Linked DNA regions of Homo sapiens: region 2 is linked to region 1. Evidence: chromatin loops called from intact Hi-C (ENCODE). Cell type or tissue: endothelial cell of umbilical vein. All regions are shown on one strand. Links, peaks and the distances in the headings refer to the core of each region. The heading gives the core; the rest is flanking DNA.

What was found. Peaks named below come from ENCODE experiments on the same cell type or tissue, not always from the same donor. Only the 100,000 strongest peaks of a DNase experiment are listed, where the experiment ranks them.
Region 2: it touches region 1 in a loop (5-fold over the local background); 1 of 110 quality-filtered maps calls a loop at or near these places.

Annotation. Positions count from the first base shown.
Region 1 is chr6:152,099,234-152,102,157 of GRCh38, forward strand. ESR1 (estrogen receptor 1) reads left to right here. Exons shown (of 8, transcript NM_000125.4): 8 at 1-2,924. Among named protein-coding and RNA genes, the nearest start is that of SYNE1-AS1, 280 kb to the right of the region's middle. In endothelial cell of umbilical vein, for the core only: no CTCF peak of the experiment used is centred there; a DNase peak (open chromatin) is centred at 1,288; H3K27ac peaks cover 1,055 bases.
Region 2 is chr6:152,460,391-152,463,314 of GRCh38, forward strand. SYNE1 (spectrin repeat containing nuclear envelope protein 1) reads right to left here. Exons shown (of 146, transcript NM_182961.4): 20 at 2,348-2,500; 21 at 1,207-1,350. Among named protein-coding and RNA genes, the nearest start is that of SYNE1-AS2, 60 kb to the left of the region's middle. In endothelial cell of umbilical vein, for the core only: no CTCF peak of the experiment used is centred there; a DNase peak (open chromatin) is centred at 1,341; H3K27ac peaks cover 935 bases.

The DNA.
Region 1 (2,924 bases), core at 229-2,728:
CGTAGCTCTTCACAGCTGAACTCAGTCTATGGGTTGGGGCTCAGATAACTCTGTGCATTTAAGCTACTTGTAGAGACCCAGGCCTGGAGAGTAGACATTTTGCCTCTGATAAGCACTTTTTAAATGGCTCTAAGAATAAGCCACAGCAAAGAATTTAAAGTGGCTCCTTTAATTGGTGACTTGGAGAAAGCTAGGTCAAGGGTTTATTATAGCACCCTCTTGTATTCCTATGGCAATGCATCCTTTTATGAAAGTGGTACACCTTAAAGCTTTTATATGACTGTAGCAGAGTATCTGGTGATTGTCAATTCATTCCCCCTATAGGAATACAAGGGGCACACAGGGAAGGCAGATCCCCTAGTTGGCAAGACTATTTTAACTTGATACACTGCAGATTCAGATGTGCTGAAAGCTCTGCCTCTGGCTTTCCGGTCATGGGTTCCAGTTAATTCATGCCTCCCATGGACCTATGGAGAGCAGCAAGTTGATCTTAGTTAAGTCTCCCTATATGAGGGATAAGTTCCTGATTTTTGTTTTTATTTTTGTGTTACAAAAGAAAGCCCTCCCTCCCTGAACTTGCAGTAAGGTCAGCTTCAGGACCTGTTCCAGTGGGCACTGTACTTGGATCTTCCCGGCGTGTGTGTGCCTTACACAGGGGTGAACTGTTCACTGTGGTGATGCATGATGAGGGTAAATGGTAGTTGAAAGGAGCAGGGGCCCTGGTGTTGCATTTAGCCCTGGGGCATGGAGCTGAACAGTACTTGTGCAGGATTGTTGTGGCTACTAGAGAACAAGAGGGAAAGTAGGGCAGAAACTGGATACAGTTCTGAGGCACAGCCAGACTTGCTCAGGGTGGCCCTGCCACAGGCTGCAGCTACCTAGGAACATTCCTTGCAGACCCCGCATTGCCCTTTGGGGGTGCCCTGGGATCCCTGGGGTAGTCCAGCTCTTCTTCATTTCCCAGCGTGGCCCTGGTTGGAAGAAGCAGCTGTCACAGCTGCTGTAGACAGCTGTGTTCCTACAATTGGCCCAGCACCCTGGGGCACGGGAGAAGGGTGGGGACCGTTGCTGTCACTACTCAGGCTGACTGGGGCCTGGTCAGATTACGTATGCCCTTGGTGGTTTAGAGATAATCCAAAATCAGGGTTTGGTTTGGGGAAGAAAATCCTCCCCCTTCCTCCCCCGCCCCGTTCCCTACCGCCTCCACTCCTGCCAGCTCATTTCCTTCAATTTCCTTTGACCTATAGGCTAAAAAAGAAAGGCTCATTCCAGCCACAGGGCAGCCTTCCCTGGGCCTTTGCTTCTCTAGCACAATTATGGGTTACTTCCTTTTTCTTAACAAAAAAGAATGTTTGATTTCCTCTGGGTGACCTTATTGTCTGTAATTGAAACCCTATTGAGAGGTGATGTCTGTGTTAGCCAATGACCCAGGTGAGCTGCTCGGGCTTCTCTTGGTATGTCTTGTTTGGAAAAGTGGATTTCATTCATTTCTGATTGTCCAGTTAAGTGATCACCAAAGGACTGAGAATCTGGGAGGGCAAAAAAAAAAAAAAAGTTTTTATGTGCACTTAAATTTGGGGACAATTTTATGTATCTGTGTTAAGGATATGTTTAAGAACATAATTCTTTTGTTGCTGTTTGTTTAAGAAGCACCTTAGTTTGTTTAAGAAGCACCTTATATAGTATAATATATATTTTTTTGAAATTACATTGCTTGTTTATCAGACAATTGAATGTAGTAATTCTGTTCTGGATTTAATTTGACTGGGTTAACATGCAAAAACCAAGGAAAAATATTTAGTTTTTTTTTTTTTTTTTGTATACTTTTCAAGCTACCTTGTCATGTATACAGTCATTTATGCCTAAAGCCTGGTGATTATTCATTTAAATGAAGATCACATTTCATATCAACTTTTGTATCCACAGTAGACAAAATAGCACTAATCCAGATGCCTATTGTTGGATACTGAATGACAGACAATCTTATGTAGCAAAGATTATGCCTGAAAAGGAAAATTATTCAGGGCAGCTAATTTTGCTTTTACCAAAATATCAGTAGTAATATTTTTGGACAGTAGCTAATGGGTCAGTGGGTTCTTTTTAATGTTTATACTTAGATTTTCTTTTAAAAAAATTAAAATAAAACAAAAAAAAATTTCTAGGACTAGACGATGTAATACCAGCTAAAGCCAAACAATTATACAGTGGAAGGTTTTACATTATTCATCCAATGTGTTTCTATTCATGTTAAGATACTACTACATTTGAAGTGGGCAGAGAACATCAGATGATTGAAATGTTCGCCCAGGGGTCTCCAGCAACTTTGGAAATCTCTTTGTATTTTTACTTGAAGTGCCACTAATGGACAGCAGATATTTTCTGGCTGATGTTGGTATTGGGTGTAGGAACATGATTTAAAAAAAAACTCTTGCCTCTGCTTTCCCCCACTCTGAGGCAAGTTAAAATGTAAAAGATGTGATTTATCTGGGGGGCTCAGGTATGGTGGGGAAGTGGATTCAGGAATCTGGGGAATGGCAAATATATTAAGAAGAGTATTGAAAGTATTTGGAGGAAAATGGTTAATTCTGGGTGTGCACCAGGGTTCAGTAGAGTCCACTTCTGCCCTGGAGACCACAAATCAACTAGCTCCATTTACAGCCATTTCTAAAATGGCAGCTTCAGTTCTAGAGAAGAAAGAACAACATCAGCAGTAAAGTCCATGGAATAGCTAGTGGTCTGTGTTTCTTTTCGCCATTGCCTAGCTTGCCGTAATGATTCTATAATGCCATCATGCAGCAATTATGAGAGGCTAGGTCATCCAAAGAGAAGACCCTATCAATGTAGGTTGCAAAATCTAACCCCTAAGGAAGTGCAGTCTTTGATTTGATTTCCCTAGTAACCTTGCAGATATGTTTAACCAAGCC
Region 2 (2,924 bases), core at 180-2,679, 360 kb after region 1:
CTCTTTTTTATGGTCATGATTTTTCCTATTTTAGCTTTTTGAATGCATTCTTTTTCATTAATTCCCTACCACTGATGTCACAGAGGTTATTCTCTTCCTTTCTACCTTTCTTTCCTATTTAACAGGGTCTTCTACTTTGTTTCTACTTTGTTTTCCCATTCTTCATTTTAAAATATTTCCATTCATTTATTATAATCACTTCTCTCTTTTACTAGAAATTAATTACCCAATCTAGGTGGATTTTGCAAACAATACCATCTTCCTAAAATTCATATTTGGATAGATAACAAATCCCAATGGAACTTCCAAAGCTCTTAAGGAAAATCACTGAATAGACTAGAAAATGCTTATGACTAGTGCTTACATCCATCTAGTTCCCTGTACAGAAAAGGTATAAATGTATATAATCTTTTTTTTTTTTTTTTTTTTTTTTTTTTTGAGACAAAGAGTCTCGCCCTGTCACCTAGGCTGGAGTGAAATGGCGCGATCTGGGCTCACTGCAACCTCTGCCTCCCGGGTTCAAGTGATTCTCCTGCCTCAGGCTCCTGAGTAGCTGGGATTATAGGTGCACGACACCATGCCTGGCTAATTTTTGTATTTTTAAGTAGAGACGATGTTTCATCATGTTGGTCAGGCTGGTCTCGAACTCCTGACCTTGTGATCTGCTCGCCTCGGCCTCCCAAAGTGCTGGATTATAGGCGTGAGCCACTGCACCTGGCCTAAATGTATATATTCTAAGCCTAAGTGAGCTCCATGAGATGAGGAGGTCAGAATTTCCACAGCTTTGTGGCTATGCTTGCAGAAAATTGCACAAATAAGTTTGGAGTGGAGATATATCAAACAAATCTTAACCAATTCTCATTTAAATTTATGATCCCCTCTTCTTCCTCCTCCTCATCTCCTTTTTCTCTTTATCTCTCTTTCCCTCTCTTGGTTTTATCACATGTAACCGTTCCCCAAAAGTATCTAACTTTCTATTAAAATATAGCTATAATACTTCTAAATTAACAGAGGTAATACTTGGTATCAGCATCATAGTTTTATTTTTTTTAATTCATGACAAAGTTACTAAATTGAGAATCCCAATTAGAAACAAAAGCATCGTTAACAAGTAAACACTTTGCCCATGGGGAGAAGGAGGTAGCAAGCAAGCTGAAGGCACTGTTGGTGTCACACAGCCTATTGTGCATTAAATTATTTTCGCACCTTGGTTAGCTGCTCTTTGAGCTTTGACATGGTCGCAAACATTTCTTTTCCTTCTTCTTGGGGGCTTTCTTTGGTAATGAGGTGTGCTGTCTTTGTAATTATCTTGTATTGGGCATCCATCACAGGCACCCTCTGCTCAATATCCTGCATGAATCATTGAAACAGCCAGATTCATACATGACACATTTCCTCTTAACTTCCGGATTCCACAGAAGGCAGAACAAAAATCAATATGCACTGTATAAAATCCAATACTTACACTAAACTTTCGACGATTCCAGTTTTTGCTTCCCTTCATTACTAATAAATATTGGTAATATTATATAGTTAATAAAATTTTCCTTTAAAAGTGACCAAAACATCAAGATTAGCTGAAATGATCTTTGTACTTTCCAAAACAAATCCCATGTTAATGTAGTATGGAAATATAAAATAAAATGTAAATGTATATTTAAAATGTGGGGGAATTCTGACTTTAAAAATTAGACTGGTTTTCGTTAAAAAAAAAAAAAGTAACTCATTGCCATTATAAAAACTTATAAATTAGAAATATTAGGATAATGACAATTTAAATTACTTATAGTCTTCTCCCACAGTAAAACCCAAAGCCAACATCTTATCTATACATCATTAAGTTTTTTTTTCCTGTGTTTACACCCATTTTAAAATTTTTACAAAGACAAAAGAATGATACTGTTGTTTGCTTTTCTCATGTAACAATATATTGCAAAATCTTACCATGTCATTAAAAATTCTTCCACTACTTCATTTGTGAGAGCTGCAGGCTATTCAAAATATGCAAATACCACAGTTCATGCAATAAATCCTTTATTATTGAAAGTATTTAGGTGCGGGTGCTATCTATAGATGTCTCCTGTTTTTTCCTAATACTTTTTAACTTGGTTGTAGAAAAAAAAAATCTCCAAACTGAGAAACAATTTGAAGTTACTTTATATGATCAAGTCATGTCTTTTTTATGTTCAATACATTTTTTTCTGACAGGTGCAAATTGGGACATACAGACATGTCAAAATGATGCCCAGGAGACACAGAAACAGCTTTTGCAATGATCTGAATAAACTTGCTGATCTTTCCTCTCACAACAGAGTAGGCTTTTCATTTTGATTCAGAAACCCCTCACCTCCAAGTCTTGAATTAATAGCTTGACATTCATAAAAGAGACTTCTAAGGGTTCAGAAAGTTTCTTATGGGCTTCCGTTGCAAAAGCAGACAGGGTAACAACACAGTCTGTGTATTCCTTCTTCATTCTGTCCATCTCATCAGCTTGAGCATACTGTTAAGGAAAGGGAGGAGGGAACATCGTGAAAGCCATTTAGCTGCGACCACTGGAACCACAACTTTCACTTTCACATATTCGCTGGAATTGTTATCCGGTAAGAAAGACTCTAATCTTTGATTCTCATTTTAGATAAATTTGAAGTAAGTCCAATTAGTTTGAAAGAAAAAAAGAAACTAGCATGAAAATGAAGAAATATGATTTGAAACGAGAATCATTCCATATAAGTAGGCTCCATATGTCAACATAATCCTTAATCAAACTAATGCATTTGTGTAATATTCCTCCATTATACATGGAAAAGAATGAAGAACCAACCATAAAACACACCGGTTTTAAACATATCTATGCTTTGCCTTAATAAACCCGTGCTCTAAAAATAGCATTCTCTCTAAACAGACTACTTATCACATTTGTAACA